Linked DNA regions of Mus musculus: region 1 is linked to region 2. A link is a contact called in ENCODE Hi-C or POLR2A ChIA-PET data. All regions are on one chromosome and are shown on one strand. The core of a region is the stretch at or near the end of the contact, and the rest is flanking DNA. Distances in the headings are between cores, read along the strand shown. Region 1 holds the start of Hras (Harvey rat sarcoma virus oncogene). Region 2 holds the start of Selenos (selenoprotein S).

Region 1 (5,996 bases), core at 3,240-5,739, about 75 Mb after region 2:
CCACACCTAAGAGTTGAGGGTACTTTCCTGGCAGGATCTCGATTTGACTTTGAGATGTAGTAGCCTCAACAGGACAGACCTGGGCACAGGCAGGACATGGACAACAAATGACCTTTCCTAGGGCCCAGCCCAGAGTCCAACTGTGTACCCTTGAAAACTTCCTACAGTCTCTCTGTAGGACTTGCAGCTTCGGGCTGGGCGAATACTGAAGTACCATCAGGCCTCTGTTAGGGAGCAAGGGATAAAGTGTGTCATGCTTCCCAGGTTGGCTCCAGCTTGAGTCCCTTCCCAGGGTGGACATGTCTAGGCCTCAGAAGCTCTGCCCCCATATTTTCCACCCTCCTGCTTCCAACAGCAACACTGAGCTCCTGACTACCCTGACAATCACAGCTCAGAATGGACCCAGCCTGCTAAAACTCTCAAACAGGGCCAGGGACAACTCCTAGTGTAGCAGACACTATCTCCCACCCACCTTAAGTTCATGACCAACAAGGCTCCGAAGGTGTCACTGACGCTCCAGATGATACCTCAGGAGCCCCAGATACACACAGACAAGGGAAGCTGAACATTTGGCTGCTGTGGAAGAGAGCAACTGTGGTGTCGCACTGCCCAGCCACTCAGCAGCAGGCTCTACATCATGTCTATTGGAGGCTCCTTGCATTTCAAGTGCCCTAAACAGAGGGACTTCACCCAATTCCACTCGAGTCTGGAAAGTATAAAGGGCACCCACCATGGGCCCCAGTGGCCAGGAAGAGGAGCAGGATAAGCAGATGGACCCTCCTGTAGCCATGACTAGAGCCAGAAGGAAGCACGCAGTGAGCAGCCATCTGACCTGCACGTGCCTCTCAAGGCCATACAGGTGACTTGGAGAAGAACATCTGTACACCTCAGAGAAGAGGGAGCAACCAGTGAGGCACTTTCTACCCTCTCAGGGAGTTGTGATGCCAGGCCCTAGGCACCAGTGGGACCCGAGGCTACACAGATAACATCAGGGCCCTATTTCCATAGTCCTAGAATCTCCATCCCAGGTCAGAGGGCTGCAGGATGTTGGGTCAGGGCAAATCTTACACTCTGTCACTCTTGAGGCTGTATTTCATGGATCCCAGAATGCAGGAAATGTGTTTCCTGCTGGAGACAAGGGATACCCTCTTACTCTCAGAGCCCTCCTCCTCCCATTAGTTAAAGGACAATAGGTCATATCACCTGACTATCCTTGTGTTGCCTATAACTTTCTGCAGCAAACACAAGACAGTTGGGACAGGCAGAAGGGAAGGGCTGTATAGTCCGAGGTCCCAGGCCAGCCTCCCCAGCCTCTTCTAGCACAGGAGCAAGGCAGATGATGGACCCCAGGTGCCCAGCATCTTCTGTGAGGCCACAGGCAGTGCACCTCCTACTTCCAGCCAGAGACAAGTCAAGACCATCAAATAATTTACTGTGATGCAACGTGTGCCCTCACAGGCAGGCGCCCGGAGGGAACTGAGAGGGGTGGAGGACTTGGGTGCCAGTGGCAACAGGGACAGTTCATGACAGTCTGTTCAAATTGTCCATGCGAAGGTCTTGGTCACATCTGTCCACCATCCCTGGACTGGCCTGGCTCCAGCACCGTTTCCTTCCTTCCCGCCTCTTTCCTTCCTTCCGTCGGCACCTCCTCCCTGCATCCGGCACCTCCATGTCCTGAGCCTGTGCCGGGACGGGCACAAAGGACATGACTGACTGCAGGCGGGGGGGATTGGCAGAATTGGGGGAGCAAGGACATCAGAGTGGATATGAAGTTCATCTGGCTAGCTGAGGTCACTGCCCCAGACGTCTCGCTGGTCCCTGCCTCACCTGGTGTCAGGACAGCACACATTTGCAGCTCATGCAGCCAGGACCACTCTCATCGGGTGGGTTCAGTTTCCGCAATTTATGCTGCCGAATCTCACGGACTAGTGTATAGAAGGCATCCTCCACGCCCTGGGGACAGAGGGACTAGATCAGAGAGGACTCTGGGGAGAAAAGGGGTGCTGTCTGGGTAAGAAACTCCCTGCCTAGATCAGGTCACACCCCAACGCTGGAGGCTCCCTTCCTCAGCTGCAAAACCAACACAAATAGGGAGCTGGGCCCTGGCCATCCAAAAGGCACAGGCCACTCTCCTGAAATAGGGTTCACTCCTGAGTATCACTCAAAGTCAGAGCCACTTAACTCAGGACTCTCCCAGACCCCCAGTACGTCTCAAGTTGAACAGCCTAACAACACTGAAGGGCTTAAAACTAGCCAGTATCCACAGGACACTGGGGACAAGAAGAACTAAGGCCCCTGGGTCGCCGCTCCGGCCTGGCTCAGGGCAGCTCTCTCCAGGGACCCCATCCTGCCCTAGAGCTATGTGAACTCAGAACTGCAGGGCATAAGCCCAGACCCTGGCCCTTGCCTCCCTCACAGCCCTGCGGTCTGGGAGACTTACAGCTTGAGGGCCGCTGGGTCACATGGGTCCCGGGGGAGGGGGGATCCCAGAGGGTCCCGGAGCTGGAGCCAGAGCGGCTGCCCTGTGTTGAGGGAGAGCGGCAATGAGCTCTGCTCCCTGGCTGGGGTGGGGTGCGGTAAATCCTTGACTAGCTGTGGAGAGGGAAACAGGCTCACCTGCCGGGTCTTGGCTGATGTTTCAATGTAGGGGATGCCATAGCTGCGAGCAAGGTCCTGGGCCTGCCGAGACTCAACAGTGCGAGCAGCCAGGTCACACTTGTTGCCCACCAGCACCATTGGCACATCATCTGAATCTTTCACCCGCTTGATCTGCTCCCTGGAGGGGGATGGGGTGGATATGAGCCAGCTAGCAGGCTGCAGGCATGACTGTGTCCAGGACATTCAAAAAAAGACATAAAGCCTCAGTGTGCACACGGAACCTTCCTCACGTGTGCCACGGGCTCACGGGCTAGCCATAGGTGGCTCACCTGTACTGATGGATGTCCTCGAAGGACTTGGTGTTGTTGATGGCAAATACACAGAGGAAGCCCTCCCCTGTGCGCATGTACTGGTCCCGCATGGCACTATACTCTTCTTGACCTGCTGTGTCTAAGATGTCCAGTAGACATGTCTCCCCATCAATGACCACCTGTTTCCGGTAGGAGTCCTGCAAAACAACACGGCTTAGTGGGGGTGGGGGGTGGGGGTGGGGTCTCACCTCTCCTCAGACCAGAGAATCCACAGAACCAGCCTACACCCTTGCACCTCTCATACCCTGATGGATCATACCCCATAACACCTACAAGACCTGGGCTGTTTGGTCATTTACCCATGACCACTGCCACAGCCCACCTCTGGCAGGTAGGCAGAGCTCACCTCTATAGTGGGATCATACTCGTCCACAAAGTGGTTCTGGATCAGCTGGATGGTCAGGGCACTCTTTCCCACGCCTCCAGCGCCCACCACCACAAGCTTGTATTCTGTCATAGCTTCTACAGCGGCTGCCAATCCAGGAGCTCCTGCCCCACCTGCCAATGAGAAGCACACTTAGCCAAGGCCCTTGCCACTTGAGACGGCTAATAGATGCCTGACCCAAGGGCCCTCTCCAGCATTGAGCAGGCAGGCCTGCCAGTGGCCCAGTTGATCACCTGTGGCACCTTCAGCTTGAAAAGGGAGGACCCCACCCCCACCCCCCAACCTCCTCAAACAGCACTTAATGGCTGTGTGAGGAAGCAGGGAGAGGCCCCCAAGGCAGGGCTGACAGCTGAGAGCTTCTCCCAACCACGCACCCAAATTAGAAGTCGCTAGGTAGGCAGAAACCCTCAACTGGAGGCGCCTGAGGGCTGAGGCCACCCCCCAAAAAACAGGTCCTGCCACGGCGGCCTCGGCGTGCCCAGGCAGGCCAATGCCAGCCTACAACCGGCTCTGGCCCGCCGGCATGTGGGTGCAACCTACAACTATTTACTGAGCGCCTACTGCATGCCAGGCGCGGTCCCGGCAGCGGGGGGAGGGTGGCTGGAGAAGGACCCTGCCCTCCACTAAGACAAACCTTCCACAAGGGGCCAGGGAGCTTTCACAGAGGGGGGGAAAAACGGCTGAGGGTGTGGGAAGCAGGTGACTACAGGAACGCGAGGGATGGCTGGGAGCAGAAGGCCCTGGTTGGGGCCCAACGCGGGTGTCCTTGTGGCCCCGAGGCCCGAGCGTGATGGCCGCGGGGCGCAGAGTCTCCGGAGGCCCGGGCGGCGCCTCGCTGGGAGGACGGCCACAGGCAGAGCGAGTCCGGCCGCAGAGGCGGGCAGCCGGACGCTAGGCACGCTGCCGGGCCGAGAGGAGCAAGGAAGCACCGATCACCTGCGCCCCGCGCCCCACCCCGTGCCCGCACTCACCGCTTGCTGGCGCGACTGCCCCCGGGGCCGGGGCCGGGGCCGGGGCAGGGCGGGGGCGCGGACGGGCGCCGGCTGGGCCCGCGCATGAGCTCCGTCCGCGGCGGGTGCGGCTCGGGCTGCGGGCGCCGGGAGCGGACGGCGGGGACTTGGCCGGGCCCGCGCTCGCCCCGCCCCGCTCCGCCCCACGCCCGTCCGTCAACTCGAGGCGGCCCGTGATTGGTCGAACTCCTCCGCACCGCGACCTGTTGTGGTTGGCTGAGCAACCCATCCGTCAGAAGCCGAAGCTGGGCGGGGCTTCCTGGAGCCGCGGGGAAGGCAGTGCCGGAACTTGGGTCCTGCACTCAACAGTGATGTCTAGTGCCTAGGTGCAGAAGAGACAGACCGAGACCGTGCTTACGAGCCCGGGATTTCTCCGGAGAGAAACTGGTGCACGCTCGGGTTGCGTTGAGGACCTACTACAGAGCCTCCACCCTGCAGCCTCACCAAAGGCCCAAAGGCCCACGAGTGGAAAGGTCATCCCGACCGGGTATTGGTGTCGGGGACAGTCAGCACCGCGGACGCGGAATAACAGAGGAAGACAGAGTTCGCCGGAACCCCTAGCTGCCTGTTCTCGTAGGTCGAGGTGGAGCAAAGGCTCCATCCTGGGGCAGCGTCGGCCCATCACACCGCGCTCTTCGTGTTTTGGAGAAGACCCCCCTACCGCTCTCAAACTCGAGGTCCCAACACTGCAGAAGCTCATACTGCGTCCATTTGAAGAACGACCCCGAAAGTCAGAAAAGTTGGTATTGGGGCGAAATGAAGTGTTCCACCCACTCAAGCAAGTAGGGTACATCTGTGTCAGACGCAAATGACATGTTTTCAACACTTTTTGAAATTTCAAAGAAACGAATAAGCACGTCCTCAGAAAAACTCAGGCTTTTACTCAGGTCGTGCAGGCCTGGGGTTGCACGCTCACCCCGGTCGCCGCCCGGGGTGCAAGCTCGGCTTGTTCTATTCATCTAGCAGGCAGATAACCGAGAGCTGGCCAGAAGCCTCTCACGGACGGCTCTCTGAACCACCGTGAGTGCCTTCACTGCGTTCAGCCGTCCGGCTTGTCTCTTACTCTAGGGAGCATTTCCACCGGATCTGCCGCGTGTCCCGGCAACCGTTGCTAGGGGGCGGGGCTCATCTTACCGAAGCCCCGGATGCCCGCGGCTCACGAATATTTGGGTATTCAAATGAGCCCCGCCCCCGTTGCCATGGCGCCAGGCCTGCAACCCCATCGCGGTGGTAAAAATAATAATTAAAAAAAAAAGCCCTCACCTGAGAGAGCGACCGCCGCGGTGGAGGGGCCTAGTGCTGCGCCCCAAGTCTTGGGCACTCTGGCCCACCCCTCAGGTGAGAGCCTAGCACCTCCTCTCCATGTCCTTTGTGCTAGGGGGATCCTGGGCGACCCACGTCTGTGGGACAAGACATACAGGACAGAGTAAGCAATAAGTCATGAAGTGCAGTGGAAGGGGATCACTCTAACTAGAGAAATGTATCTGGGAACGGCAGGAAGTACAGGAGTTAGGGGTCGGCCAAACCTGCATGGAGGCCACGGAGGAGGACTAAGAAGAAAGGATATACTTAATGTTCTGAACAGAGTTCTTACCTTAGCCATTGTCTCTTGAGTATAAGATCTAGGGCCAA
Region 2 (6,017 bases), core at 3,282-5,781:
AGCCTTTTACCTGGGTTGTAGGAATTTGAACTCAGGTACTCAAGTTTGCATAGCATGCATTCTTACCTGCTAAGCCATCCTTCCAGCCCCTGGTTACAGTGTTCAAACTCCTTCGATGATTCTGAATGTGACAAGCATGTTAGGTTGTCTCTGGATGCTTTTTGGTGATTGCTGGTAACATACAGTTCTCATAGAGGCAAATGCCAGATGCCTAAGATACAGCGGAACTGTGGCTTCTGCTGAGCCCCAGCCTTAAATTCAGTTCTCTCCCATGCTGGCTCAGCATCTCCAGTGAGGCTACCTGTACTGCTTCCACAGCCCTTCTGTGAATGCATAGCCCCGTTGCTGACAAGAGTACTTGTTTCTTTTGGCTAGGGGTGTGGCTTGCTGGCAGTCTTCCTCAGACTACAAGATCCCCAATACCAAAGCAAAAACAGATTTCCTGTCTTCCATTGCTTCATTTATGAGTCCTCTTACTGGATGAGGAGTCTTGGTCAACAATCCCAGTTATGACAAGCCAGTGGTTGCTCTGTAATTGCACAGTTTTTACTAAAAGTAGCTTCATGAAACCCTGGCCTGGACATGCACTGAATTAGTCTGGACTGAAACTATTGGCACTTAGATGGTTTAGTATTTGGGGTAAGTGAGAAAAACAGGACACCATTGCCTCATGCATGCCATTGTCCCAGTCAAGGACTTGGCAAAGCTAGCTAGAGGCAAATGAGGTTTCCTTTCTTACGTGTCTCAGGACCCAGATAACTGATGAGGTTCAATTCATTTGAACTTTCAATCTGTGTTTTTCCTGGAGCCTAACATTTTCAGGGAATAGTTTTGTAGAGTATGAATTTCATTCAGGCGAGTATTGTCTGTTACAGCAGAAGTTTGTATCACCTGATAGTTGTGCAACACTTGCAAGAATGGACAGATGGAACTATGTTACGATGCTGATTTGAGGTGGACTCATGTAGCCCAGGCACATAGGAAACTGGCCTGAAGTCCTAATCCTACCTCCACATCCCACCAGCTGAGATTACAGGTGTCTCCTCACCTGACCTTGAATGTTTCCTCTCTAGCATTTGTATAACTGGTAAATGCCCTACTTTTGAAGCTTGCCCTAATTAAATTAATGGATATGATTAACAAGACTGCCTAGCTGAAGGCTGATCCCTGGAATGGGCAGGACAGAACAGATCTCTCCATACATGTGCCTGCATACATGTATGTGCACCACACAGGAGCTGGAGTTGGAGAGATGGCTCAGTGTTCACAGGACTTCTCCCAGGGGACCTGGGTTTGGTTCTAGCACTAACATGGCAGATCACAACCTTCTGTAACAGTTCCAGGGAGGTGTGCCTACATTCCGGCACACGAGAGCATTCCTGGAAAGTGGCAGGTCCTTACTGCTTGAGCAGGACTGGCATTTTATTGCCTTCTCTGAGCCCATGAGCTCCCCACACCCTTCATCCTGTGTAGCTGCTTGTTATATTGGAAAACAGCAATTTTGGCAGTTTGCCAGCAGGAAACACCATCTGTTTCCTTCCATATTGACTCTGCTCTTTATTTTTAATGCTTTTATTACCCTATATTAATTATATATAGTAATGGACTTCATTACATGCCCATAATGTATTTTAATTGTACACACACACACCTATTAGCCTCCTTTGTCCTTCAGATGGTCTCCCTCTTTCCAATTAACTACCCACTTTCTGTGTCTGGCTTTAGGGTTGATTATGGAAGCTTGGGCAGCCTTACCAATGGCTACACCACTGAACAAAACGTTTCTTAATCCTCCATCAACTAGTAACTGTAAGTCTTGGGGGTGGGGCAGGCCCCAGTTAGCACCTCCTCATCTCAGTGGTAGGATGTTGAGGAGCCCAGTCTTGTGCAAATCTTGTGACATTCGTGATGAACAAAACTAGGCTTTCTATGCCTTGAACAACTAACTAAGCTATACTCAAAACTGATAACAGGTCTGCTTACTCTCCATTAACCAAAGCATTTACCTGGCTGAATACAGTGGATGGGGAAATTCTAACCTGAAGGACATGGCTATAAGAAGGGCCCAGACAAGGATGTGACAGTAAGTGACAGGTTAGAGCCAGACATTGAGTCTACATAGCCAGTGGTGGGCGTTGTGGTTACTATTCACCTTTGCCCTAGTTTTCCAGGTAACATCTGAGCTGTTCAGGTTAAGTACAGGGAGGCAGCTACCACATGAAATGTCAAAGGCGTCACACCTGAGAAGTAGGAGCAGGATTGCAGGAACTGAAATTAAACCCTAAAACCCATGCACTCAATTCAAAATACCTTAAATTTTAGTTGAATATTATACTGTGTATCTAAGTATGTACACTGGGTTTGTAAACAAAGTTATTGTTGGGTGTGTGTGTCTATTTTTAAATTTGGCTTTGCTGTTTGGAGAGGGGGCTAACTACAGAGATATGCCTGCCTTTGTCTCCCATGGTTTTGGTTTTGTTTTTTGAGGCAGGCTTACACTGCCAAGTGTGGCCTTCCTGTTGACACCAAAGATGACTCTGAATTCCTGATCCTCTTACCACCATCTCACAAATGCTGGGATGAGAGACATTTGCCACATACTCGGGTTTGCAGTGGGGGACCTTACACCTAGGATTCTGTACGTGCTAGGCAAGGAAGCACCTGGCCAATTGAGATACAATCCTACTCCTACTTTGTATGTTTTAACATGTTATCTTTCTGAATTGCTAGTTTCCATGTTAGATTGCAAAGTTCCAAGCGGAAGAGATTCCTTGGCTAAGACTATGTAAAATAATGATTTCATTATTACACTGTTTTATCTGTGTATCATGTACTTTGATCCTATCCATTCACCTCCCTTTTTATTGGTTTTGGGTTTTTGGTTTTTTTCAAGATAGGGTTTCTCTGTAGTCCTGGTTGTCCTGGAATTCACTCTGTAGATCAGGTTGGCCTTGAACTCAGAAATTTGCCTGCCTCTGCCTCCCAAGTGCTGGGATTAAAGGCATGGTTTTGGTTTTTTAAGACAGGGTTTCTCTGTGTAGCCCTGGCTGGAACTCACCCTGTAAACAGAGCTGGCCTCTAACTCAGGGATCAGCCATCCTCTGCCTCCTGAGTGCTGAGATTAAAGGAGTGAGCCAGCACCTCCTCTTTTAATGAAACTAACCCCTCTTAACCAGTGTGCGGGGATTAAAGGCTTTTAAGGCAAGGTTTCTCTGTGTAGCCCTCACTGTCCTGAGCGTCAAATTCAGAGACTCACCTGTGTCTGCCTGCTGAGTGCTGGGGTTGAAGGTGTGTGCCAACATTTCCCCTCCACCTTGTCTTTTAATGAAACTAAACATTACTTATTTCATCATCATGATTGCAGATGTTAAGGGACTGGATCAACAGGCAAATGAGCAACCTCCTCTCTCGTAACCAGATGTTTCACTTGCTCTGTATGATGTGAGAAATCACCTTAAGCAAAGAGAGAGGGTTCAAACTGGCCTCAGAGGTGGGGTGGCAGTCATCGGTACCAAAAAAGAAAAAAAAATTAAACTGATCCTTTTTTACCACTGAGAAAACTATTAAAATCATAAAACTTTAAAAATTTAGCAATTTTTTAAAAAAGCCATGTTGTGTCTGAAAAAAAAAATCAGCAAATTCATGGCTATCTTCATATTCTTAGCTTCATATCCAGTCATCAAAGTCTATTTTCAAGGTGGTTGATAATGTGAAGTGACTCCAGGCTTTTCTCTCCCATGTCCCCAGATGGAGTCGCTGAATTAGAAGATCCTTAACAGACTAGTTTTTATGACACAGTGAGTTTTATTTCCATTTTGGAGATTCAAAGTCCTCAAGCTTGGTACAGCACCGTATAGATTCCATCAGGCTCCTCAGGCTGAGTCATCTCACGGTGGGGTGCACAGAAATCTAGTCTCTTTTTCTCTGGGGACACCCACATTGACCTCATATAGTAGTTTCCCAAAGGATCCCACCTTTAAACACCACAGAGTTCTCACCTTCTTAATCCCATTAATCTATGGAAACTTGATTCCATCAGTTCCTTTTCAAATCGCAGCTATCTCCTTTATTGCCTTCCTAGTATGTTGCAGAGAACCATTACAAAAACTGTGGTAATGTAACACATAAGAGCCTAAGTTGAAGTCATTACTACATTAATTCCTTCCCTTGAGACAGTGGATCAGAAGAAAGGAATTCTAAGTAGATCGCTTTCCGCACGTTAGGGGAGGGGAATCTATGCTGCAAACCTTTAGGGCCCGGTGACAAGGGCGGGACTCAAATCTCATCTCCAGGAGGTTTCAAATCTCTTGAGCCTCAATGTCCAATCAGTATCAAATACAAGATCGGTTATCCGAGCTATGCCGAGTTGAGCTGCGAGCTCCTCCCTGAAAGTCAAACGCGCTTCCGCCTGGGCATCTTTCAGCCCCGCCCTCTGGTCACACCCCCCCTGTGATTGGTCGAGCGTCGAGGTAGGTCGAGCCACGATAGGTCAGTACCGCCACGGCAGTGAGCGCCACGTGTACATAGGGCCGAACCGGAAGCGCAGAGCAGAGAGGAGCAGCGGGCTTGTCGTTGGTGGCGGTGGCGGTGGCCGCCATGGATCGCGATGAGGAACCTCTGTCCGCGAGGCCGGCGCTGGAGACCGAGAGCCTGCGATTCCTGCACGTGACAGGTCAGGGGCGGCGGGCGCCGCCATGCTCGGTGGGTCGGCCTCCAGGAGGCTTGGCGTTAACGCCGCGGACTGGCCGAGCCTGCTTGTTGGGCCGGAGCTCACCTTTCTCGAAGTCGCCCTAGCTGGGCGGGCGCTCGCGGACTTGGCTCACGGGAGTCCCTTTAACATTTTCCTTTTGCAGTGGAGTCCTCCGCCCGGCGTTTCACTCTACCCGACACTAACACACTGTTGTCTCACTCCTTAACAAAGTGTAACTCACGGAGTCTGGATGGCCTTTGCTTTCCTGAATCAGATAGACACGTCCCCTTTAGTCCTTCAGAACCTAGCTGCTGGGCTCTGCACCCTCCGGGCTACTCCCGAGTCCCCTTGTAGTTGAGAAGTTTCTGTACCCAGCGATTCGCTTCTTAGGAGTCCATTTCCAGCTAGACTGTGAAGGTTCTGAAAGAAGAAGCTATGACTATTTTTGTAGAGTATTATTGAAAAAAATGCTATTACCATTTCTGAAACTGGTTTCTTTCTCTTTTTTTTTTTTTTCCCCCCAGTGGGCTCCCTGCTGGCCAGCTATGGCTGGTACATCCTCTTCAGCTGCATCCTACTCTACATTGTCATCCAGAGGCTCTCCCTTCGACTGAGGGCTTTGAGGCAGAGACAGCTGGACCAAGCCGAGACTGTTCTGGGTTAGTGCCATGTGGTAGAAATGAAGGCGCCTGTCATTTACTTAGTGGGTGGTGGCAAGACATGCCTTTGAGGTTTGAAAGATTTTTATTGAGATGCAAAGACTCCGTGATGGTGTATAGCATACTCAATGCACATCTTGTTCGGTGCATGGGGACCAGTCCCTGGAGATGGCCAGGTCTTGTGGAGGAAACAAGAAGTGTCAAGGGGCGGGGGTGGGGGTGGGGGGATCAGGCATTGGGGTCCTGGGAATCTTGCCACCTGACTGACTGGAAGTGGGGTGCTGCTTTATACAGCACTCCGTAGACAGGGATGGATTCATAGATCATATTTTTGTCCCCAGATGTATTTTAGCTTCCTCGTAGTCATAAGTTTAGCCATCATTGATAAACCGTGACAGAGCAGAGTTATCTTTTACAATCATTTTCCCTCATCAACCCCGTAGCCCATTTTTTTAAAGAATCTAGAGGCATATTTTGCCAAAGCATGACAGTCCATTCTCAGGCTGGTAGCTCTTATGGTTTCAAAGGCACTAGACAGAAAATCTCCAAGCCAGCCTGGGTAGGTTGTCATGTCCTATGGCAGTAGATTAGCAGTTTATTTAATCAACTTTTGATGGTTAGAGTGCTAATTGTCATTAGGCCCAAGGAAAATCTTCAGGCCAGAACTG

The links. Hi-C counts contacts between places; a loop is a spot of excess contacts on that map. ChIA-PET counts read pairs that join two places held with the same protein, here RNA polymerase II (POLR2A).
Region 1: a map of Patski shows a loop between it and region 2 (528-fold over the local background). The contact joins the promoter of Hras here to the promoter of Selenos in region 2. A Hi-C loop is called at or near these places in 1 of 37 maps with a recorded cell type or tissue (Patski). POLR2A ChIA-PET finds 5 or more read pairs at or near these places in 1 of 5 experiments (Patski).

The regions. Positions count from the first base shown.
Region 1 is chr7:141,189,515-141,195,510 of GRCm38, forward strand. Hras (Harvey rat sarcoma virus oncogene) reads right to left here and starts at 4,490. Exons shown (of 5, transcript NM_001130443.1): 1 at 4,326-4,490; 2 at 3,316-3,467; 3 at 2,928-3,106; 4 at 2,617-2,776; 5 at 420-1,953. The coding sequence starts at 3,426. The coding sequence ends at 1,834. It overlaps Lrrc56 (leucine rich repeat containing 56), which reads left to right and starts at 4,616. Exons shown (of 13, transcript NM_001172064.1): 1 at 4,616-5,103.
Region 2 is chr7:66,075,118-66,081,134 of GRCm38, forward strand. Selenos (selenoprotein S) reads left to right here and starts at 4,532. Exons shown (of 6, transcript NM_024439.3): 1 at 4,532-4,672; 2 at 5,215-5,349. The coding sequence starts at 4,597.